Regions from separate parts of the Homo sapiens genome. Here region 1 is linked to region 2. A link is a loop called in an ENCODE intact Hi-C map of the cell type or tissue named here. Cell type or tissue: Caco-2. All regions are shown on one strand. Links, peaks and the distances in the headings refer to the core of each region. The heading gives the core; the rest is flanking DNA.

Region 1 (12,850 bases), core at 4,812-7,311, 120 kb before region 2:
GTTATTTTATTCTCTGAGCCATCTCTTAGACAATGTCTGGATTCCCATCAACTTCTGCACATAAACAATATTTATAAGTAACCAGGCAGAGCAATGGAGTGTGTTTAGTCATTTTGCATAAGAACTTCCCTTGCACAAGTTCTATATATAACTCAGTTGGCAACCCCCTTTTCTACCCATTGAGGCACCAGTGCAGAACATGTTCTTAGGAGCACTCACAGCCCCTCCACTGTGGGTTTCTTGAGGTAATAGAAAGAAAATTCCAGGTGTTACTGTTCCCCAACCCCTTAAATACACAGCCCCCAGTGTCTCCTACACTTAGCCCCCATTACTCCCAATCATGGTTCCTCTGTTTATGAAGGTCTGCCTCCTTCCTCTGCCCCACATGTCAACCTCATTTCTGTCCTTGTTCTCTTCCCATGGCACTTTCCAGCCTTCTCCCCACAGCAGGATCTCCTTTGACTCTCTTCAATAATCTGCATACACTGTGTGCTTCCCCAAGATACCATCCCTGAAGAGCCCCATTTCACTCTGACTATTCACAAAGCCTCATTAGCATGTTCTTGTACAGTACTCACTAGCTTTGAATGGAACCTCATGCCCTTTTAGAGTCAGAATACTAAGTTCAGACACTGCCACTTACAGGAATGTGATCTGGGGGAAGTTCCTTAACTTCTCCAAGCTTCACTGTTTTCACTTGTAAAATGGCAATAGTAAAGCCTACCCAATGTGCTTGCAGAGAGGACGAATGAGGTAACGCAGTAAAAAGTAACCTTTAAATTTTAAAGTTCTATATGAATGTGAGTTATCATTATTGTGTTGTTTCTCCCCTCTGAGCTCTCTGAGGTCACATCTTTTACTTCCTTTCTCTCCCTGGGTCACACACAGTGACAGTAACACTGTAAGCTAATATTAGATGCAGAATTAAGAATGAATAAAAGAAAACCACTCACCAATCAGAATTAGGCAAAATCCTAACCATATTAAATCTATTGTAGACTGTTCCACAGAGTCAATCTAGAAACTGCTCTATAGGGAAACATCCTGAAAAGACATGAAAATTCATTTACAGTACATGCTTGCAAATTTATGCTGAGAGGAAAAGGAATAGCATCAAAACACATCCACTCTTCCTTCTAACACAGGGCCAATGTTGCTAACAAGAGACAGGCTGGCCTCGGGAACACTTGTTAGCTTTTCCCAAAAAGGCTGCTACCTTTAAATGACCAGTTATCTCCCTTAAAGAATCATTTTTTATCCCATAATATCAGTTCCTCTTCAACATCTGATGCAACTCTTAGTGTTTTCCATTGCTTTCTAGCTGTGTCAGATTTCCCTAGAAGACAGAAATGAAAGTGATGACTAAGAAGATTGCACTGAAATTTCAAATATTTGGCCTACACATTGATTCCCCCACCCACCCCTCCTATTCCGGTCTTCTTGCCCTCCACGGGGGGAAATCACTATTTCTGTGCAGTGTAAAACCTTCAGCTTTCACCATTACATGTAGACTTACAATCTTTAAACACAAATTTAGTTCATTTAGTTGGAACCACACAAAGTAGAACCTACTTGGAGATTTCAGATTTTTTTTTCTATTTCCCTGACGATCTTCTAAAGATATAGAAAGTTACATGTCAGAAGTATACCAATCGTGATCAGTTTCCCCTGTCACTTAGAAGCGACAAAGCATTTACTTATCTCCTCCACAGTGGCCCATTTTCTATATCGCAATCTTGCCTCCAAGTCAAATTGTTCAAAGCACCATGTCTGGAATGAAGAAGGGCACTGGGAAAAAAGAAAAATAGCAAGATGGAGGAAATACCAATCATATGCAGTATTTCTTCAGGCCATCTCAACATACTTCACATTTCCTTCACAGGAACAAGATAAGATTTCTCAACTGGGTATTTCTTTTAAACGTCCAAACTTGGCAGTACTTTAATGGATATCTAAGATAATTAAATGATTAGGGTGACGTATTAATATAGGTCATCGGACGGGCACGGTGGATCACGTCTGTAATCCCAGCATTTTGGGAGGCCGAGGCGGGTGGATCACTTAAGGTCAGGGGTTCGAGACCAGCATGGCCAGCACGGTGAAACTCCATCTCTACTAAAAATACAAAAAAAAAATTAGCCGGGCGTGGTGGGGCACGCCTGCAGTGCCAGCTACCTGGGAGGCCGAGGCAGGAGAATGGCGTGAACCTGAGAGGCAGAGCTTGCAGTGTGCCGAGATCGTGCCATTGCACTCTAGCCTGGGTGACAGAGCAAGACTCCGTTTCAAAAAAAAAAAAAAAAAAAAAAAAAGGATATTTTCCAGTTTCCAGTACACCCTGTTCCAGATATGCTCACTCAAGTCAAAATTACCGAGTGTAGTGGACATTTTAGCCCTACTCTCAAGCAAAAGGCAGATTTTCATAGGTCCATTTCTACCATTATTTCACTAGGTCTCCCAAGCTTCCAAAAGGTAGATCATGTGCTCGCTTCAGCATCCCGTATACTAAAATTGCAACAAAACAGAGAACACTAGCAATTTTAAAAAATAAAAATAAAGCAGATCATTAGACGACCAAAACTGTCATGGAGGGATCTTTCACATGGACAAGTGGTACCCCCGGTGTAGTTCGGAGCATCCCACAGGAACTCTACACCACCTCAATGTAGTGATTGAAAGCCAGGCACTGGAAGGACAAAGTTGAGCAAAACCACCCCGAAACATAAGAAGTTCCTGGCCCTAGGCTGACTCCCTAGCAGGTCATTTTACACCAGTCACGGAAAGACAGAGGGGCAGGAGTTGAGGGGGAAGTGGGGGCCCAGGGAAGGAGTTATCTGATCAAGTCTTAAAGGATAAACAGGAAACTGGACAGCAAAAGGGGAAAAAAGTAGCCAATCCGGGCAAAGACAGCACCATCAACAAAGAATCAGGACGAACAAGAGAATGCCCTGTGCAAACATCAGCAAACGTCTGCCCCGTGTGTGTTTGTGTGCGGCCGCCAGGTGTGGCGTCATGGCTGCCATTTTGTTCTTCTCTGGTTGGCTCCTTGGGCGCCTACAGCCTGTGAAGCACTGCCTGACGCCTACCGCTCGCCCACCTCCCCGCCTCCTCCGGGCGCTGCAGCCTCCAGGGATCCCTCCGCCCCCCACCCCCGGGAAACCTGGAAGTGGCCACCAGGCCCGGTGGTCCGAGGTGAGCTAAGGAAGGAGCTTTACCCACCTCGTGGCCCGCAGTGATGAGGCGGCCCGAGCAGCGGGTCGTCTTCCAGAAGAGTCAGAGAAACAGTCCTGGCTTGCTTCACCTCAGCCCCCTGGGTTCCCTCCAAACCAGAGGACGCAGAAATGCCTGGGTCTGAGGGGGCTGGGTGTGCTCGGCCTGGGTAGTCTCGAAAGTCGCCAAGGCTACCTCAGAATCCCCCGCCCTCCGGCCAAGCTCCTCTCCCCCAGGCGCTGCCCCACGCTCCTCGCCGCCCTTCCCTCTGCCTGGGGGCCGGCGAGCTTGTGGCCGCCCAGATACGCCTGGATCCTCGCCGGGACCTCGGTGGAGCGCTTCCCGCCCTCGGCACCCCTACCCCCGGTGGCCCAGACGCGCCCAGGTCCTCGCCTGAGGAAACTCCGAGGACACCCGACCTCCCGCTCTCTCTCAAACCGCCCCCCTTCGCCCCCCTGCCCGCGTCGTTTCTTTCTCCTGCTCTCCAAATGGCTTTTCCACACCAGAAACTGAACAGCAAGTGTGGCCCGGCGCGTCTGGGGACAGGGTGGAGGGGGACTGACAGTTTTACACTCTTCAGTAGTTGTGAGTGTTGTACTGTTGTGTGTGGATTGCTTATTCCCGAAGTGTAACTTGTTTGGAAAATTAATTGCGAAAGAAAAGTCATTTTTTTGAGCCCCAGAGTTTTCAGAATATTTTGCGCAATGCCATACTGATGCTCGCCTTCCCTTTGTACTCAAAAGGCTTCATTGAAACGAATCACACTGGTTAAAAGTCAGTTTGGTTTGGTGTCGTGGTGGTGGTGGTGAATGAGTCACATAGGTTAAAAACTCAGTTTGTGGTGGTAGATCTCAGATACTAAACCCACTGTGAGATCTTAATCAAGTGTCTTTACCTCTCTGTGCCTCAGTTTCCACATGTGTAAAATGGGAATAATTATAGTACCCATGTCACAGATTTATGGTGAGATGAAATGAACTCACGTATATGAAGCACTTGGTGTCTGCCACAGAGTGGATGCTGGAGAATGGCTCACTGCCATTATCCTTATAGATTGCCGCTCACCTCTGTCACCTTTTGCTCCAGTCTGTGGTGAGAAGTTTCAGGGAAGTAAAGCATGCCTCTGAGAAGGATGATACGTGGATTGAGTAGAAAAATGGAATTCCATGTTGGTCAAAGGGTAAAAATTTTCAGTAATAAAATGAGTAAGTTCTGGGAGTCTAACATATAGCATAGTGACTATAAATAATAATATTGTATTGTTTACTTGAAATTTCCTGAGAGTAGATCTTAAGTGTTCACATACACACAATGGTAGTTATGTGATATGATGGATGTGTTAACTTGACTGTGGTAATCATTACTCTGTGTATGTGTATATATGTGTGTATATATGTGTGTGTGTGTATATATAAAGTCATCACTTTGATATACCAAATTTTTATTTGTCAATTTACCTCGATAAAACTGGAAAGAATGAAATTTGAGAGTTTTCAAAACCTTAATCTCCATCCTGCAGGAGAAACATTTCCTTTCCCCTGTGGCACACAGGACAAAGTATAGGAGCTGAGTCAGGGACAAGGGCCCAAGCTCATGCTCCTCCACTAGCCTGTGGGTTGATTCTTGGGCAAACTGCCAATGTCTCTAAGCCTCAATTTGTTCACATGGAGCCAAGTGAGCCCCATGTGTATGAAAGGGCTTTGTACCCACTAAAAGCCTGAAAATTTGAGGTGCAGTTATTTTGAAAATACACAATTGATGGCCTATAAATAGAACAGGTGAGTTAAGTGGAACATTGACAACCATATGGAAGTTTATACAGTGCCACGAGAAAAGCTTGATTTTTTTGTTAAAGCTCAGCAGCGGTTAAATCAACTGCTAAAGGAACAGCCCCTTCCCAGAATGTTTTCTCTTTTTTTGAGACAGAGTCTCGCTCTGTCATCCAGGCTGGAGTGCAGTGGCACGTTCTCAGCTCACGGCAACTTCCGCCTCCCAGGTTCAAGTGATTCTTCTGCTTCAGCCTCCCGAGTAGCCGGGATTACAGCCACATGCCACCACATCTGGCTAATTTTGGTATTTTTAGTAGAGACGGGTTTCACCATGTTGGCCATGCTGGTCTCGCCCTCCCAACGTGCTGGGATTAGAGGCGTGAGCCACCGCACCAACCCCTCAGAATGTTTTCTTGATGGGGTTGCTGGCACTTGCTCTTCTGCCACTGCGGTAGGGTAGAAAAGCCCTGTGACTCTGAGGGATTCCCTTTCTTTCTCTTCCAGATGTTTCCTCTGGGATCCACACTCTGGGTCCTTTCATATCTCTGGAAATAAATTGTCCCCTTCAAATTCAAAGCACCAAAACATACTGCAAGTTCCCACAGTTCAGGCTGCAACTACTTTTAATCAGTTCTAAGAAATCTCAGGGAACCAAGTTCATCAGTTCCGTGACTTCAGAATAAGTCACCTAATCTCTCTTGGCTGCAGCTTCCTTACAAGGAAAACGATATACCTCAAATTCTGAGTCACATGAGCTTGGCAGAAATGTAAACAGAGTTTCCACTGTTTCCTATCTCTCTATCCTTTTCTGGTTAGTTCCATGAACTTCCACCCCTAGACACAGGCTGAAATCCACCTCACCCTCAGCAACCTTGGATTTTGAAGAAGGTGGGGCCTGAGTTGTTTTGAGTTCTCAGTTGCAAAGTGCTGTTCTCAGGCCAGCCCTGGCCTACCTGCCTAGAGCTATTGTTAGTAAATTCTTGCTTAGTGAAGAGACAAAGGAAAAATGCATGTCTGAATGGATTAGCTTGATCACTCATTCAACAAATATTTACTGAGTGTGTCTATTATTTACCATGGCTTACAGTTCTCTAAGGAGGTGATCCACCTGTTAAGTGGAGGTGGAGGGGGTAGGGGAGGCTTCCCTGAGGAAGTGAGACCTGAAGGAAGAAGAGGAATAGTCAAGAAAGCCAGTCCACAGCCCTGCAGTGGGAAAGAAGGAAGTAATGAATGCATGGATGGATGGATGGATGGATGGATGGATGGATGGATGGATGGATGAAAAAATGAATGATTGAATAAACGAAAGGACAGACCAATGAATAAGCGGTCCGGCCTCCCCCTTGGTTACTGGCACGCTACCCTCATTGGATTTCTTTCTCAATTAGCACATCCTATTGCCAGGCACATGTGATGACATTCAATCCTATAAAGCAGTTATGAGTCCTGGACACCTACCACTGTGATGAGAAGAGACTCCTGCAGCACTTACACAAACATTTCCAGGGTTCCTACTGGTTGGAAAGCACTCATTATCCAAATGAAGGGCGGAGAAATCTCAGACTTTTTCTACTTCAGAGGAGCCATTCCTTTCAGCTTTTCACATTCACCCCCATTTTTTCTAGTTAATAGCTTCCATTTCAGCCCTCTCCATTGTCAACATCATTGAAACATCTCATATGGGCTACAGAATTTTCATTTTTTGGGTTTGGTTTTGCGTTCTGGGTGTGTGTATGTGTGGTGGTTTTCGGTTTTTTGTGTGTTTTTTTGCAATAAAATCCAGTAAATACCATATAGACTTCAACTGTGTCTTTCTTTCATGGTAAAAAAATACTCAAGGGAGATAAGTTCACTACGTAGAAAGAAGAAAAACTTTTGCTATTCCTGAGAAGGGGAGAAGGAGGGAAAAACAAAAACCCCTGTAAATGTCACTAGTGACTAACTCCATCTATTTTTGGAAGGCCCTAGGGGGTTTTAGGGCTTTCCATGCAATAGATTAAATAGTAACATTCCTCTGAAAAGGAATGTGCAGCCTTGCTCCCTGGAGTGCTCACCTGCAACAGCTGTCATTAAGGGCCCAAAAGGCGAGTGGAGTTGATGGGGCCCACAGCGCACAAAGCTTCCATCTTCACCTCCACCAGCTCTCAGGGACCATAGAACATTGGCGTCTTTTAAGCCCATGAGTCAAGTGTGTCCCTTGTCTGCTAGGTTTCCCCAGGCCACTGTGGACATGTGACTGTGCCTTTTTAGCACCTGCTTCTTCTGTCATGAACTCCATGCATACCTGACTTAAGACAGCAGACCTCTCAGGTCAGATGCCCAGGTTCATTCCCATGAGCTTGCCCTGAGCCCTATCAAATCAATGTGTCTCCAAAGAAATATACCGCTGTCAAAATTTAGAAAGCTCGTTATTGTTAAAAAAAAAAAAAAATCACATTTGTATTATGCTGGTATTTGTTGGAGGAGGAGTGGACAAAACAGCAAAGAAATATGACCTGGCTGTGGTGTTTAAGTACTACCATGTTTAAAAGGACTTATACTTGGAACTTTGTTTTTTCCCATACCAGGTTGAAGGTGTTAGGTTAAAAATAAGTTTTTACAACGGTGGTTCATTATATGAATCTCTCTACTTTTGTGTAACTTCATGCTGGAAATTTTCCACGATAAATGGTTACAAAAAGAAAGATAAGTAACACAGCATTTCACATGCCACAGGATCCTTGCTGCTTTACTTCCCTTCTTCGGCTCCACTAAGACTCCTCAACTAGCAACCTCTGAAAGATGAGCTTCCAGCTGTGTTATGCCTTAACACCTGGAATCCCGGATGTTGCCACCGGAATCCCAACTCATTTCATTTCAGTTGCTTAGAAGCAGGGCTCAATTTTTTACATCTTAACATTTTACCAATACTTCCATAAAGGAACTCTGTCCTCACCATGATAGAAATTAAAGGTTCTATTAAAGTTTTTGTCTAAGAAGAAAATTACATATTAACAGGCATTCTGGTGTTATTTTTACCCTTTATTTAAAAGGTTAAGGTTCTAAGGACATTAAAAAATTGCAATAGTATTATTGGGAGTAAATTTCATTCCCATGTTTAGGAAACATGAATTAGCAAATGATGATGTCATAGTTGAATTTTGCAATACAATTAAGGATTTTATAACTACCTTAAGTCTAAACCACAATACATATAAGGCATGGAAAATAAATTCTATAAATGTCATTGTCACAAATAAAAAATCCATTGAACATTTACAAAGTTAATAATAATTCATAATGTGCTTATGAATAATCATGAAGGTGAAGTATATTAGCTTAAGAACTTCTTAAGAATTGTTATAAAAATTCCACATTCCATCTACACCACTTCTGGTTAGCAGGGGTATTCTACTCCTAATTAAAAACGCTTCTCTTAGCAGATGTTTTCTAATACACCCAAGGCCAGAACAAGTTGGCTTCCCCTTCCCTCCTGCCCTGTAGATGGAGACTGGCAAACACATGGATAGGACAGACAGCTGAGGACTGAATGCCAACCTTAACCAGAGCACTATCCCACCCCATTCCACAGCTTGGCCCTGACATCAAACCAGCTTCCTGGGCTCCAGATTAGAACAGCAAGCAAATTCCTCATGTTCCATTAAAGTGTCCTTAGATAATTCAAAAGAAAACCTTACAATCTGCTTGAAAATATGGGTCATTTTGAACTAATAGGATGACAGCCAGTCTGAATTCATGAAAACCCACTTTATACTTTTTTTTTTTTCCATAAGAAGTGCTGCTACACCCCTGGGCCCATCTGCAGACGAGCTGCCCTGCCCAAGCCTTTGGGGAAGCAGCCCCCTTTATACTTTAAGTAATTTATAGAAGTTTTTAAAAATATTTTTATTACTTTCAAAATCATGATGTAATTTAGGATAAGCTGGCAAAGTACTGTTTTATGGGTATTTCTTGCTTAGTGGCTAGGTACGAAAGACTTCCAAGGCAACCATTCATTAAGTTCTAAATTTTCTAAATACAACTTGGAAATCATTCATTCTTTGAGTTTTGTTTGTTTTTAAGCTTTTAATAAAATTATATTCCCACTCAAACGTAATAACAATGGTTCTCACCAGTTAGAATTGAGATTTACCACTGGCCACACTATCTTAATTAGGCTATGACCTCTTGTTGGAGCAGGAGTTGCAGGCAAGCCTTCAAAAAGGCCATGCTGCACCACCTGGGCTTTCTCAAGAAACTCTGCTCGGGAGGAGAGGACCTGGCAATCTGGATATGCAAATGCAGAGCAAAGCGTGACTCAAGGGCATCAGTGCAGCTTCCCAGAGGTGCCCAAGCAGAGCAGGGGTGCCATGTTGAGGATGAGTGCATGCTGTTATTTCAGCATACAAGTCAGTTCGGGTCGCATCACATCCATGTCCCTCTCTCACCCTCACACACACAGCAAGTGCACTTGCTCCATGTATCAGCCTTCTTTCTCTTGCCCACAGCTGTCCTGCAGAAGTTGATATATTGACCCACATTCCAGAATCCTGAGGAAGCCTAGCCCAACTTCTTGAAAGCCAGCACCAAAATACTCTTATTTGTATATTAAATGAGAGAATCAAAATTCCAGTATGCTTTGTCTGATGAAAAAGATGCAGGGAAGTGAAGCTCCATGTAAACAATTACCCAAGTTCAGAAAGGCATGATTTGGCCAAGCAGATATGAATCATTATAAAAGCAAGACTTCTAGTTTTACTTGAAGAGTTAAAGATGTGTGTTTATTTCCTCCAAACCTACTTAAAGGACATTACAAAAACAAATTTTAAGAAAAAATAACACTAAGCAGCCAAGGCAGTCTGCCTGTAGGACTCCAGCCACCAGAGTGGGCAGAGTGCAATACCAGCAAAAAACAGGATTAGGGGATAGGGTCAAACTGGAATGAGGAAACATGTCCACACACATCCACACCAATATTGCCCATGTTGTCAACCTTTTGGAGGCTCAGCTTCAGAATGCTTGGAAGGCAAGTTTCTGTCCTTTAGGCAAGAGATTAGACAACTCCCCTCAGGGGAAACTAAATATCAAAGGGAAACCTGCCTTTGCACATTTAAAGTTCTTCCAATGGAAAAAAATGGGAGACCTGCCAGATCACCCTTCAGAGAAGCCCAGCAGCTAATGAAATCCCCCTAAATAAGGCTTCCAATCAACATTTTAGTGCCTCTCCCTTAAAAATAAGTGACCAGTGCTGGGTGGGGTGGCACAAGCTGGTAATCCCAGCTACTAGGGAGGCTGAGGTGGGAACATTCCTTGAGCCCAGGAGTTTGAGTCCAGCCTGGGCAACAAAGTGAGACTCCCATCTGTAAAAAATAACTAAAAAACAAAAATAAATAAGTGGCCAAGATATTTGTGAAAAGCAACTCTCTTGAAGGAAACTAACAGAAATAAGAAATTCAGAAGAAATAAACAAGGAGATAAAAAAATGTTTTCAGGTAATATTAATGTCCTCAGAGAGATAGAAGATATATTCATGAAACAAGACATCATTTTTAAAAAGAGAGCTCTTGGGAATTCTAAATGTGATAGCAGAGATTAAAAGCTCAATGAAAGGGTTAAATAATAAACTTGAGGAAATCTCACAGGAAGTATAAGATAGAGACAAAGAGATTGAAAAGGGAAAGAAGATTTTTTTAAAAACAGGATCCATCCAGGAAGGCCAATACCCAGAAGGAGAGAATAAAGAAAACAGAATGAGAGAAAGAGAGAGAAATATAATCCTGATACACAATGCAGCTCAAATGTAGTTAGGGCTGACATAATTTAGCACATCATAGAATGTCGAGGTCTCAGCCAACAGTGGCAAAACCAGAAAACCAACAAAATTTACAATGCAGAGTCCTCAACAGGCTCAGGAACTGGCAGTTTCAGATAGTGCTTCTGAAACTGAAGGTTACGGTGAAAGAAACCAATCTAGGATGGGCTGGGTAAAAGCTGTGTGAGAAGCAATCAGAGCCTTCATTCCCCTCTCTGCTCCACATCACTGAGTATGTCCTCTTCCCCTCCCCCATACAAGATGGCAGGTTTATTCTTTGAAGGAATCCTTCCTGACCGGAGGTCAATTGGCACAGCGGTTGATTTGAGAACAGTAACACAAACCATAAAATGGTGAGACCCGCAGCCCTTCTTCCCCAGCTCTGTTTCCCCAATTGGCCATCAGAACAGTGACAGCATACTTGTAACCTTGGCAGGAGATTAGAAAGGTTTCTTTCTGAGGAATCTGACCAGTCCATGAAAAAAGGTCAGAAAATACTGAAGCAAAAAAGTTTCCTAAAACAAACAGTGCTTCCAGCTCACCCTACAGTGAAGCTCAAAGTCAACAAGCCTTGCCTGCAAGTTGAGAGCATCCAATCCACTTTTTAGTCCTCTAATCCTGAACAAACATCCAAGGGTGCCAGATGTCTAAGGAAAGCCCAGGGCAAGAAAACTGGAGAACAAAACAAATAGATAAAAGCAATTCGGAGGAAATAAAATACACAGTGACTAAAACTTTAAAAGTATCATGAATACCCTCAGGGAAATAAGAGACAATGACATACCTTTGAAACAAGAGTAGGAAACTATAAAAAGGAACCTAGGACCAGAAAATAGAATTGAGGCATTCTAGAAAGGTGAGTAAAATGACAGAGGGGAAAACAAAAACAAGAAAATGAAGATATTAGAGAACCAATCCAGGGGTCTGAATATCTGATTAACAAGAGTTTCCAAACAAGGGAGAAGAAAGCCAACGAGAGGAAATCGTCAGTAAAATTATTCAAGCAAATTTCTCAGAAGTGAAAGACTTAAGTTTCCAGATTTCCTGAAGGGGCCACTGAGGGCCCAGAATAATCCAGGCAGATTATTGTGAAATTTCACAACACTGGGGACTAAGGGAAGATCCTTTTTAACCTGATTACTGGAGGATGTTCTCCCCCAAAATAAGAGAGTAAACCAAAAAAGAAGAGATGAGGAATCCAACTTGGGAGAAAAATCTAGAGAATTCCAAGGTCCACAGTGAAGGAAAGACTCAAGATAGATGACAGCTCTGCAACAGCCTGGAGAGCATTCAACTCAGAAGAGGAAAGGGATCGGGGGTGGGGTGGGGAGTGGGCTATCCTAAGAGAAAAAAAGAAAGTGATAAACCATCCAATGTTGGTGTCTATTAGAAGGTGCGTCTGCTAGAAGAGGTACAAAGAAAATTAGGCAAATAGGAAAAAAGGCAACAATTTCAGGAAAAACTAGAAAAGGCAACCATAGTTCACAGTGCTCAACTGGAAATTGTATTTGCATAAAAAGTTAGGTAAATACAGAAGTTTAATCAAAAATTGTATTATCTTGGGAGGGTGGGGCATGGGAACAATAAGGAAGGATAGTATAAGAGTTGGATGTTCATCTATCATAACAGATGATTATGTCTAAAAGTCACCATTGCAAACAGTATATCTAGGCATATCATTTAGAAGTACTGAGATGTATATGCAAGAAGAAATGGCTAAAAGAATCAAAAGTAGTTGCCTCTAGGAAGAAGCAACGAAAGAGTGTGAAGAGTGATACAGGGAACCATTGTAATTTCTTTAATACTATTTAACAATACTTTTATTTTTATTTATTTATTTATTATTTTTATAGAAACAGGGTCTTGCCATCTTGCCCAGGCTGGTCTCAAACTCCTGGGCTCAAACAAGTCTCCTGCCTCAGCCTCCCGAAGTGTTGGGGTTACAGGCATGAGCCACTATGCCTGGCTTAACTTTTTCAAAAACTAAAATTAAAAAAAAAAAATTCTTTTAGAGACAAAGTCTCACTGTGTTGCCCAGGCTGAAGTACAGTGGAGTGATCACAGCTCACTGCAGCCTTGAACT
Region 2 (12,850 bases), core at 6,153-8,652:
GTTTTAAAGGAGCAATTTTACTGCAACTATTTTTAAAGAGCTCAGTATCAATTTTAAGAAATTCAGCAACTGACAGGTTTTTAATGAAAAGAATAAACCCTTCTGAGTTCTCATTTTCTGAAAGCTTTTCACGTTTTAAGAATTGAACCACTCAGCACAGGTTTTTCTGTTACCATTTTGAAGATGTTGGAAGTATTAAACATAAAAGCTGTCACTGTTAAAGAAAATACTTTGTAACACAAAAAGAGATGAGAGCATAAATGTTATGTGCGTATGCTTTTAAATCAGAAGTTCTGAGTTCTAATTCTGTCTCCATCAGTTAATAGCTATCTGAATGTAAACATTAAAATTAAACATTATTTAAATATTCTGACCCCCCCCCAGGTTTTTCTAATCTGTGAAATATAAATAATAATTGTATTATCCTCAGGGAGTGGTTAGAAGGATTCAATGAGACAGTATATTCAAAGCACTTAGCACTGTGCAAAAGAGTGTGAGAGTAATTAAATGGTCAAGAAATACATGTAGAGCTGATTGGCCTCCATAGTAATCAAATTAACAGAGTTTTTATTTTGTTGCTAATAACATTCAGTGATGGCAAGGTCAGAGAGAGAGGCATTCTATTCATAAGAGTAAATGGATAAAACTTTTCAGGAAAAAAATTTTGAAATATGCTGGTGAAAGCCTTAAAAATGTTTACACCAGATGCAGTGGCTTGTACCTATAATCTCAGCTACTCAGATGGCTGAGGCAGGAGGATTGCTTGAGCCCAGGAGGTTTAGGTTACATGCACTCCTGTCTGGGTGACAGAGCCAGATCTTGTCTCTTAAAAAAAAAAAAAAGTTACATTCTTTGAGTCGTTCCATTTTTAAGAATCACTTGTTAGAAAATAATCAGATATAGGCCAGGTGTGGTGACTCACTCCTGTAATCCCAGCACTTTGGGAGGCCAAGGCAGTCGGATCACTTGAGGTCAGGAGTTCAAGACCAGCCTGAGGAATATGGCAAAACCCATCTCTACTAAAAATATAAAAATTAGCCGGGTGTGGTGATGTGCATTTGTAATCCCTGTTATTCAGGAGGATGAGGCACAAGAATCACTTGAATCCAGGAGGCGGAGGTTGCAGTGGGCTGAGATTGCACCACCACACTCCAGCCTGGGTGACAGAGCAAGACTCTGTATCAAAAAAAAAAAGAAAGAAAGAAAGAAAGAAAAGAATCAGATATAAAGATGCAGAATTACATGTAAAAATCAGAAACTACCTAAATGTTTAAGTCCAGAAAAATGGCTTAATAAATTATGGTACATCACCTTCTGAACTGATGCACTGAGATTCAGAGAAGGGCACGTCATCCCTGTGGTATCCTTACCAAAAATGCATAACCTGAATTTAATCATGAGAAAATGTCAAGCAAACTCAAATTGAAGAACATTCTACAAAATAAATTGAGGTAATAAAAGACAAATAAAAATGAAGGAACTATCCCCAAATGGGGAAAACTAAGGAAACACTACAACTGAATGCATGACATGGTCCTCGATATTAGTGGAACAATTCATGAAATGTGGGTGAGGTCTGAAGATTAAAATATTGTATCACAGTTAATTTTCTGGTTTTGATCATTGTACATGATTATGCAAGATGTTAACATTTGCAAAAGCTGGCTGAAAAGTATACTAAAAATCTTTGTGCTGTTTTTGCAACTTTGGGTAAGACAAATTATTTCAAGATGAATATTTCTAAAATAGAAAAATTAAATAATGGCACATTCACACAGTGATTATGCAGCCATTTAAAAGGTTTGTAATTATTCTGAATGACACTGGAAAATGTTCACTACATAGCATTATTGGGAGAAAAAAAACAAAAGCCAGTTCACACACTGAAAACTAAAGCCCAGAATGAATCCACTAAAATCTTGAGAGGACATTTCTAAGTAGAAGATTACAGATGCTATGTTCTTAATTAATTTTTTAGTTTCATATTTCCCAATTTTTTCTACCATGAGCATTCACCACTTTTAAAATTGGGGGGAGGATGTTATTTTTAAACACACATCATGATTTTGCATCAAAAAAATTCATTTAGACATATTTCTTCTCCTTGGTTTTAATAAAGAACATTTTTTCAATGCTTTGAGTTTTCAAAACTATGATTTTGATAAGCCAACAATGAGCCTTAGCTTAAGTGAGTTTCTTAATTTGGCATCAGTAACCAAAAATGCTTAATGGTTTCCCTAACTACTTGGAAATGAATTCTTGGCACTATGTCTTCTTAAGTTCTGTGGGTCTCATGTTGAAACAGTTGCTTCATTTCCACTAAATAATTGGAACTATTCCCTGGGTCATCAGAGAAGCTCAAACCTATGCGCATCTGAATCTCAGTCAACAACAGAAGGAAGAGGAACCTAATAATTTCTCCTCAGCCTGTCACAAATCAAGAGAAGAATGCATTTGTGCTGAAGACCGGGAAATTAAAAAGAAAGCAGATTTTGCTGGGAGGCAAGTCAAGGTGGCCACCAGGAATCTTAGACCCCTCGGCTTCAGATGACCATCTTCTGAGTAATCAGGATGTTTAGCAAGGCATACTTGAGGGGGCGTAAAGCATGGCTCCTATCTCAAAATACCTCCTCTGTGAGGTAATGTACGTGACACTGCTGTGCACTTGTGTCTGTTCCTTCCATCCAGGCACTGGCCAAAAAAGCTGTATTTGCTTGGCTCTGGAAGAATTTTTAATTCCAAAATTTATCGCCCCCACTCCTACCATCAAAGTGCAATGTGTCATCTACCAACATTTCACTAAGCAAGTAATTCTAGAACAGAACTGGTTGCAGGCCCACCAGAGGACAAACAATGTGGGGAGCTGGATTCAGAAAGCACTACAGATGGGCACCTTGAAAAGAGAGGTGCAGGACTCCTGCAGCAAGTTCTGCCAAGCCATGGTCCTCTCTGGTGCCATCCTCCTTAGGCGTTCACCACTACCTGCTTGCCAGCATCAGCCTGCCTTCTCAGGGTTATGAGTACATCCCCTCCTCCATGCCATAAGCATTCCCCTAACCCCATGCTGACAAGCTCAATGCCAGGCCCCAGTTCATCTTTCCAGACTTCCAGCTCCCTGCCTCAAAGCCCAATTCCAGCCACAGTTCGGAGCTTTGTACATTGTTGCATCCTTACTTAGCTTTCAACCGCAACTGTATCCCTGCCATCTCTACTTCAATGTTATCTCTGCAGGCCAAACATAACCCACCAGCTGCCAAGGCATGCAGTACCACGCTCAGCCCATCGCTACCCGCCTGGACCCTTGTGGCCTCACCACTTGCCTCCTGAGCCTTCTGTGCCCCTCCCCTGGCCCACCTCCACCATCTGCCTTCTACACTCTGCCTGTCAGGGGCCCAGTCTCCCCACTAGTTTATACCATCTCCCATGTTCTATTTTTATTTGTGCTTGCCCTTGTTCCAGAAAAGACAAGACAACACATACTATAGTCCTACCATGTTTTCTCAGGTGGGCTTCTTAACCCATGTGGCTTCTCATTCTATTTGCCCTATGAAGCACAGGGAATCAAAGACAGCGTTTCTCTGTGACATCAATTCTCGCGCCATCTAAGACAGGTCAACAGTAATGGCAGAGGCCTTCCTCGTAGCAAAGGGAAAACAATAGCAAACCACTGATGTTGAACTACCAGCCAGAAGCCAAGTGAGATATTAAGACAGCAAAGCCACCAGCACCAGGACAGGAGCTCATACCTCTTACCAGATAGATGCTGCTCTCCCACTCCCCCTGCTGGACACCGAGGTCCTGGGGCGATGCTTCCAAAGTCCACAGTCCCCAAATGATCAGACACCCATGTTTGCCCCAAGAGGTGTAGACTAAACGTTAAAGAGAAGCCACACTTGCTAATCTCATATTTAATTATCTTCAATGCCAAATTAGAGAAATGGAGTACCCCTCAGTGGAAAAAGGTAGGTGCTACTTGTTAGGCAGACTGGCTGTGAGCCCCCATTCTGTCACAATCTAGTTAGGGTATTAGGAAAGTTGTTCCAAGTGTCCCTGGGCCTTAGTTTCCCCACCTGTAAAGCACAGGTGACACTACCCTCCCCATATGGTTGATATGAAGATTAAATGAGATAAATTGCAGGCATCCAATTGTTATTGTCCACACCGATTGGCAACTAAGCTCTTGGCACACAATCTCTTGGCACCCCAGTGGCTTCATCTATGTAATTCCAATAATACCTGCTCAGCCTACCTGTGAGACTTGGCTGGGGCAGATGAGAGAACAGATGTTTGTCAAAGCACTCTGTAAATCATTAAGTGCTATGCTAATTCATCAATGACAACAACACCTGTCTGGCACTTTGAAGAGACACAGATGACAATGGTAGTTTTGATCTTTGTGGAGATTTGGAAATTTGTGGATGAAATAAGCATGCATGAGAATAACTGTACTTCAAATAGGAGATTGACTGCCATATTAGTAATAAAGAAAAATAATAATAGGAATGAAAAGAAAAGAAAATTTGATTTGCCTGAGGCAGAGGGTCGAGCAAGAATCACAGATGACCTCATGAGTGTCTCATGCTGCAGCAGGTCATAAAGACAAGTAAGATTGCTGTCAGCAGAGATGAGGAGAGGGCCTCCCAGACCCAAGAAAGAGTGAGGGCCACGATGCAGAGGAATGATGGTTCTGGGGATATGAAGAACTCCAGCTTGACCGCACCCTGCGATGAGGTGCCACAGTGGAGAATGGGGTTATGAGGACAGGTTGGGACACCATAGCGTTCTGTGAGATTGAACATGACAGCCAGGCAGTGCAGAGCCATCTAAGCTTTGTGAACAGCATGTCTGAGGAAGTTTACCAAAGACAATGTGAAGGCTGGCATGAGATGGGGAGAACAGGGGCAAATACAGGAAGGAATCATGATTGCCAAAGAGAGATGGGGGCCTGAAGTGATTCAGGATGCACAGGGGAAAGAAGAGATCAAAGGAAGGGACAAATATAAATGGAAGGTATTACGACCATAGTGCTCATGACAAAGAACCACATTTATCACTCAGTTCCACATGTACCAAAGGAAAATATCAGAAAGATGTCATGAGCTCAAATTAATAGTGATCTTTGGTAATTTACAAAAGGATAGAAGCAGTAAGATGAAGTAACACAAAGCACGTCTCTTACAGACTTCTAGAATTAACAGGGAAAGTAGGAGATGTGGTGCAATTACTTATCATCTGGGTAGGTGAATTTCAGGGGAAGAAAATCTCAGCAATATGCATTTAATCAACATATACTTTGATATCTGCTTTTGCCTAAGAAGTTCAGTAATGTCTTACAAATTGTGTTATGTTTCAGCATATCAAGTTCTGCTTGTAGCTCACTCACAATCATCCAGCACAATGGGGAATTTATCTTGCTGGTATTTCCAGGGAGACTGGGAAACAGCCAGTACAGATCAAACCTTTTCACATCATCACACTATTCACTCTACTGGTTAGAGATAACAAAGACAAACACAATAGGGAATGGTCAATTTATAGCAACAAGGACGAGGCTCATGTTTCTTCAGCATACTTCCTAACATGTCAGCAGTAATTACCACATATTAAAATAAGCCAGACTGGGCACAGTGGCTCATGCCTGTAATTCCAACACTTTGGGAGGCCAAGGCAGGAGGATCACTTGAGACCAGATGTCCAAGACCAGCCTTGGCAACATAGCAAGATTCCATGTCTACTAAATAAATAAATAAAAAATAAATAAATAAATAAATAAATAAAAACAAATAGCTGGGTGTGGTGGCATGTACCCATAGTCCCAGCTACTCTGGAGGCTGAGGCCAGAGGATCGCTGGAGGCCAGAAGTTCAAGGGCCCTGTGAGCTATGATTACAGAACTGCACTCCAGCCTGGGTGACAGAGTGAGACCCTGTCTCTAAAAACAAATAAATAAAATTAGCCATTTCAGTAAGCATATGCTCCCAAATTAAGAAACCTTGTTCCTTATTCCATGACAACTTCAGGGGAAAACATATTTTTCCATTTTTTGGAAGTTTTAAGACATATATGCTCAATGTAGAAAATAAAACCAAAAATAAGAGCATCCTCTGGTGTATGCTAAGGTTGTAAAAAAATTAAAAAAAGAAAGAAGAGCTAATATCCTCCAATATACTATGATTAAGATCAATATTTACTCATTGTTAATCTTTGGGAATACTTCCTTCTAGTTTTATTTCTGTGCTTTTTAAAGAAACATGTTGGCCGGGCGCGGTGGCTCACACCCATAATCCCAGCACTTTGGAAGGCCGAGGCGGGCGGATCACGAGGTCAGATCACGAGGTCAGGAGATCGAGACCATCCTGGCTAACACGGTGAAACCCAGTCTCTACTAAAAATACAAAAAAAATTAGCCCAGCGCGGTGGCAGGCGCCTGTAGTCCCAGCTACTCGGGAGGCTGAGGCAGGAGAATCCCTTGAACCGGAGGCGAAGGTTGCAGTGAGCCGAGATCGCGCCACTGCACTCCAGCCTGGGCGACAGAGTGAGACTCCGTCTCAAAAAAAAAAAGAAAAAGAAAAGAAACATGTTAAGATTACATTATATTTGAAGCTCTGAATTCAGGGCTAAAAAAAAATTAGACTACAAATATGTTGCATTCTTGTATTTTGTTTTGCTCATCATAACAAATATTTCTCCCATTGTTGAAAGCTGGAAGACTCCACTCACAATCCATATTTCTTTAACAAGACAAAGAAGCGAATGTGTATTAATTTAGTAGTGTAATGGGGACTTCCAGTTCCCAGTCCAACATTTAAAGAGCTTGGAAGTCATTGTTCTCATCTTCACAACAAAATGACCTTGTGTAATTCCCTCTTGAGTGTGGGATGGATCTAGTCACTTGCTTCTAATGAATCAAATATGGCAAAAGTGATATACCACTTTTGATATTAGGTTACAAAAGACTGTAACTGACTTCTGTCTTGCTAAATATCTCCCTCTCTTTCTCTCTGGTTCTTTTTGCTGGCTTGTTCTGATGCAAGCAAGCTGCCATGCTGTGAATTATCCTATGGAGAGGTCCACATGGCAAGGATAGAGTTTAAAATCAGCAAGGGAATTCCCTAAATCTGAGGTTTGATGTTTTCATTAATCCTGAAAAAAAATCTCAGTCATTATTAACAAAGGGCATAGGCCAGGTATAAGATTCCAGTTGTCCTCTCCCAATGGAGTTGCACAGACAGTGCTAAATTCTCCCAGCAATGATGTGTGACAATAGATGTGAAGTGTTGCCTACTAGAAAAGCTCACCCAAAGGTTGGTATCCAGGGCTTTTATGGAGTAACCACATGACTAACCTTAACAATGTAAGTCTCTAGTTGCCCTCAGAGGTCAAATTGGTAAGGCAGTGGCCTAGGCCCTCAGGCAAAAAAACAACAAAAACAGGTGTTCATCTTAAATTACATTGTTAATATATAATATCCAGAAGGGCCCATGGCCTCAGGTATACAAATAAACTCTCATGGTGGGATTTTACAAGGGCTTGGAGCTTATCAGCAGGTGGTCAAAGTCCGGTCCTAAAGACATTTGGAATGTGTGGTGTTTGGACAACCCAGGCCTGCTGCGTTAACTCTTTACTGCCATCTGCCATCCTGCCTGCCTTTACTGACAGGAAGCCATCAAGGAAATAGTTGCCTAGATAGCAAAGAGCTCACCAGATGGTACTGGAATTGGGTGCAGTGCTCCCTGGTGCTGTGTGCCCCTTCCCTATGCAGGCAATATGCCCTCAGTAGAACATGTGCTAGAATATGGCCATTCAAGCAGGAAGGGCATCAGTGTTCCTAGCAACGTGGCTGAATAGTCCATCAGTGTGAAGATCTTGCAGGAGGTTCAAGCCCAGGTAAGGTGTTAGGTAGAGTGTGAGTTTACTGCCCTAGAGTGGCAGTGTGATGCAGAGAAATAAATTGTAGGTTTAGAATGAGGACACCTGATCCTGTCATTTTTTCCAACTGGCTTTAGGACCCTCATCTGAAATATTTTCCTATTTATAGATGGGAGGCAATATTGCGTAGCAAGCAAGAGTGCTGGCAGGGCAAGTTCAGTGGGAAAGCAACTTGCGCAGGCACAGAGAGCCCTGTACTCAAAATAACCCTAACCACGGTTTAATGCTCTGCTGTCACCATCTTGAACAATGTTCAAACAAGGAGCCCCATATTTTTGTTTTTCACAGGGCCCCATAAATTATGTAGACTCTCCTGGTGCCAGGTCTGGAGTCAGCCTATGGGTTCAAATCCCTGATCTATCATTTTTAGATGTATGAACTAGGGCATAACATCTAATACCTTTTAGACTTGTTTCCTTGTCTATAAACAGGATTTTAAAAGATTGTTGTGAAGATTAAGGAAATAATATATGGAAAAATATAGCGTTGTATATACATAAATACAGTCATTCCTCAGTATCCATGGGGGATTAGTCCTAGGACCCCCTCAGGTGGCAAAATCCATGGACACTCAAGTCCCTTATATAAAATATTTACACATAACCTATGTACTATCCTCCCACGTACTTGAAATCATCTCTAGATTACTTATAATACCAAATACAATGTAAATGCTATGTAATATTTGTTATACTGTATTTTTTAATTTGTTGGGTTTTTTTTATTTTATTTTACCAGGGAGGCCTGAGAGCCTAGAAAATTTTGTATTATTTTTCATTGTTGTATTTTTTTTATTATTGGGGGTAGTTTTTGTTGTAGTTTTCAAGGCATGGTTGGTTGAATCCATGGATGTGGAACCCATGGATACAAAGGACCAACTTTAGTCATGGGTGGTAACTATTATTTGTTCTCAACAATAAATAACAATAAAATAAAATAATATAAATAATAACAATAAACAATAATAATAGCTATCTATTGCTTTGTAACAAATTACCCCAAAACTCAGTGGCTTAAAACAACAACACTTATTATCTCATGGTTTCTGTGGGTCAGAAATGCCAGTGCAGTTTAGCTAGATCCTCTGGCTCAAAGCCTCTCACCAGACTGCAATCAAGGTGTCAGCCAAGGCTACAGTCATCTTAAGGTTGAACTGCAGAAGACTCTGTTGCCAAGCTCATGCACATGGCTGTTGGCAGGATTCCTAGTAGACTGTCAGAATGAGGGCCTCAGTTCCTTGCTGGCAGTTGGCTGAAGGACACCCTCTGTTCCTTGCTATGTGGCTCTCTCCTTAGGACAATTCACAACATGGCAGCTTGCTGGCATCAGAACAAGCAAAAAGAGCCAGGGAGAGAGACTGAATCAGACAGAAGTCACAGTCTTTTGTAACCTAATATCAAAAGTGGCATAGCATCACTTTTGCCATATTTGATTCATTAAAAGCAAGTGACTAGATCCATCCCACACTCAAGGGGAGGGGATTACACAAGATCATTGTTACAAACTGAACAGAATCATCCTAAAACTTAAATGTTGAAGTTCTAACCCCTAGTACCTTAGAATGTGACTGTATTTGAAGATAAGGTCTTAAAAAGGGTAATACGGCTAATGAAGGTATATAGGTGTGCTTAACTCCAATATGACTGGTGTCCTTATAAGAAGGGGAAGGGGCTGGGTGCAGTGGCTCATACCTGTAATCCCACTTTGGGAGGCGGAGGTGGGATGATAGCTTGAGCCTGGGAGATTGAGGCTGCAGTGAGCCAGGATCACGCCACCGCACTCCAGCCTAGGTAACAGAGCAAGACCCTGTCTCAAAAAAAAAAAAAAAAAAAAAAAACAAAAGCATACCAAGGATGCACGTGCCAGTGGAGAGGCCAGGTAAGGACACAGTGAGAAGATGGCCACCTACAAGCCAAGGAAAGACACTTCAAGAGAAACTAAAACTGTCAACAGGTCTGGTTGGACAGGTTTGATCTTAGACTTCTAGCCTCCAGAACTGTGAGAAAATACATTTCTCATTTAAGCCACCCAGTCTGTAGTATTTTGTTATAGCAGTGCTGACAAAAAGAGTCAAACTCTGTAAAATATTGTAAGAGATTTATTCTGAGCCAAATATGAGTGACCATAGCCCGTGACGCAGCCCTCAGTAGGTCCTGAGAACATGTGCCTAAGGCGGTCTGGGTACAGCTTGGTTTTATATATTTTAGGGAGGTACAAAACAGCAATCAAATATATTTAAGAAATACATTGGTTTGGGCCAGGTACGGTGGCTCACACCTGTAATCCCAGCACTTTGGGAGGCCGAGGTAGGCAGATCACAAGGACAGGAGTTCCAGACCAGCCTGACCAACATGGTGAAACCCATCTCTACTAAAAATACAAAAATTAGCCAGGTGTGGTGGCGGGCACCTGTAATCTCAGCTACTCGGGAGTCTGAGGCAGGAGAATCACTTGAACCCAGGAGGCAGAGGTTGCAGTGAGCTAAGATTGCGCCGCTGCACTCCAGCCTGGGCAGAGAGCAAGGCTCCATCTCAAAAAAAAAAAAAAAAAAAAAAAAAATGAGGTCACACAGATGATTGCAGGATGCTGAAGGCAGAGAATTTTATTGAGCCATGAAAACGGCTCTCAGCGAAGAGGAGAGTTGGAAAGGGGACGGGAAGGGAAGGTCGTCTTCCCCGAAGTCAGGTTGTCTCTTCTCTGAAGTCAGGCCATTTCCCCTCTACCAAGTCTGGGGTCTTTATAGGCACATGATGGGGGCAGGTTGGGCCATAGGTAGTTTTGAAAAAGGCAACATTCAGTTGGTAAAGAAAAAAAAGGCATTATTCAGAAAGAACCAATCAGGAGAGAACAGGCAAACAGCAATAGAAGTTCTCACTTTGGGCTGCCGGTTTCAGGCTGTTTTTTTGTTTGTTTGTTTGTTTGTTTGTTTGTTTTTGAGGGTGAAGGTGGGGTTTCACCGGGGACCCGATCCTGTCTGCCCAGAATTTCTCTGCCTCCTATCTCTATTATTATTTAAGAATTTAAAACTTAAGTAGTCTTTTTTCTTTTTTGAGACAGAGTCTTGCTCTGTTGCCCAGGCTGGAGTGCAATGGCGCGATCTCGGCTCACTGCAACCTCTGCCTCCTGGGTTCAAACAGTTCTTGTGCCTCAGCCTCCCAAGTAGCTCAGACTACAGGTGCTCACTGCCACACCCAGCTAATTTTTGTATTTTTAGTGGAGATGGAGTTTCGTCATGTTGGCCAGGCTGGTCTTGAACTCCTGACCTCAAGTGATCTGCCCACCTCGGCCTCCTAAAGCACTGGGATTACAAGCGTGAGCCACTGCATCCATCCAAAACTTAAGTAGTTGTAGCATGCAGAACATTAAAAAGACTTTTAGGTTCACCCCCATATGTCCTAATATGTTGTATTTCAAAATGTTGTTTTATTTGAGATTAGGCCTATCTTGTTTGCCATCATTTTTAGATCTATGCATTCTCTGATATAATCAGAAAGCAAAATGACAGTCACACATTTTCTTCCAACTGAGCTTTAAAAAAAAAAACCGAAAAAGCATTGACATAGGCTGAGTTTCCTACAGCTACAGGCTTTCAGAGAGGAATCTTATACTTTAAAAAACAGAAATTAAACTAACAGCTCTACAGAGATCTTTTCAATGAAAAATAACTCACAGGAGTTCTTTTCAAAGCATTTAAAAATTCTCATAATCTACTCATCCACATCAACACTTTTAATTAGAGCCTCTGTTTACTTAAAAGGAAGTATAACCAAAAAAGAAATCGAAAGAAAAATAAGATCAAGCCAAGCATATACGTCAACTCCATCTCTCATTGACAACTGTGTCAATTGAAAAAATAGGCCGGGGGCGGTGGCTCATGCCTGTAATCCCAACACTTTGGGAGGCCGAGGTGGGTGGATCACGAGGTCAGGAGTTGGAGACCAGCCCGACAAACATGGTGAAACCCTGTCTGTACTAAAAATACAAAAATTAGCCGGGCGTGATGGCACGCGTCTGTAATCCCGGCTACTCAGGAGGCTGAGGCAGGAGAATTGCTTGAACCCAGAAAGCGGAGGTTGCAATGAGCCGAGATCGCACCACTGCACTCCAGCCTGGACAACAGAGCGAGACTCTGTCTCAAAAAAAAAAAAAAAAAGAAAAAAGAAAGTTGTCTCTAACTTCCAATTCCAGCCATGACAGAGTAAGTCTTAGACTTAGCTTTCCTACCATAAACTGGCCAAAATAGATAAAACAATTTTCAGGGATTGGACACCAGTTAAAACAGTTATGATGTTTGAAAGAAACCAAACGAAGTGAGCTTCATGTCCCCCACTGCTTGGGAAGTTGAGTCCAAGTGGAAAGTTGCATTTGTATAGGGCAGAGGAAAGAGAAACTAGAATTTGTGCCTGCCACAGTGGCTGGGATTTGGAAGCCAGGTGCTGCAGAGCAGGGAATCACACAGAAGAGGACTTCAGAGATTGAACCCTGAAAGTTTATAAACATTCTTCTCAGGTCCTTGAGCCCAGGCCATATGACCTGACTGTAGGGTAAGACACCCAGGGTCTATCAGAGAATAACTGCTGGGAGGCTGGAGAGCTAAACGGAAATCTCAGAGGCCACACAGTGCTGGGAATGTGGTGGCATTCTAATCCAGCCAGGGTAAAGAAATATTGGTGAATTCCCAGACTTCCAGATGAGTCACAAAGCAAAAAAGGTCATGTCCTAAAAATGTACATTACCCTCTAGGAGTAAGGATTATACCCGAGGAGTAAGGTCAAAACTGATGTAAACCCACCATAGCAAAGCCTAAACCCAATTTTCATCAGAATTAAAATTATCTGTCAATAATTTAATTGCCAGCCAGAACAAAATTCAACATTCTTTGGAGGAAGTTAACATGATCCAGAGTTTCTATAAAATGTCAT

What was found. Peaks named below come from ENCODE experiments on the same cell type or tissue, not always from the same donor. Only the 100,000 strongest peaks of a DNase experiment are listed, where the experiment ranks them.
Region 1: it touches region 2 in a loop (8-fold over the local background); 2 of 110 quality-filtered maps call a loop at or near these places.

The regions. Positions count from the first base shown.
Region 1 is chr7:22,662,129-22,674,978 of GRCh38, forward strand. LOC401312 (a long non-coding RNA gene) reads right to left here and starts at 3,405. Exons shown (of 5, transcript NR_122075.1): 1 at 3,217-3,405; 2 at 954-1,788. RefSeq lists enhancers at 2,245-2,852, 2,853-3,461, 3,462-4,068, 6,686-7,314. In Caco-2, for the core only: no CTCF peak of the experiment used is centred there; DNase peaks (open chromatin) are centred at 5,883 and 7,073.
Region 2 is chr7:22,779,031-22,791,880 of GRCh38, forward strand. No RefSeq gene overlaps it. Among named protein-coding and RNA genes, the nearest start is that of TOMM7, 37 kb to the right of the region's middle. RefSeq lists an enhancer at 3,014-3,514. In Caco-2, for the core only: no CTCF peak of the experiment used is centred there; a DNase peak (open chromatin) is centred at 7,481.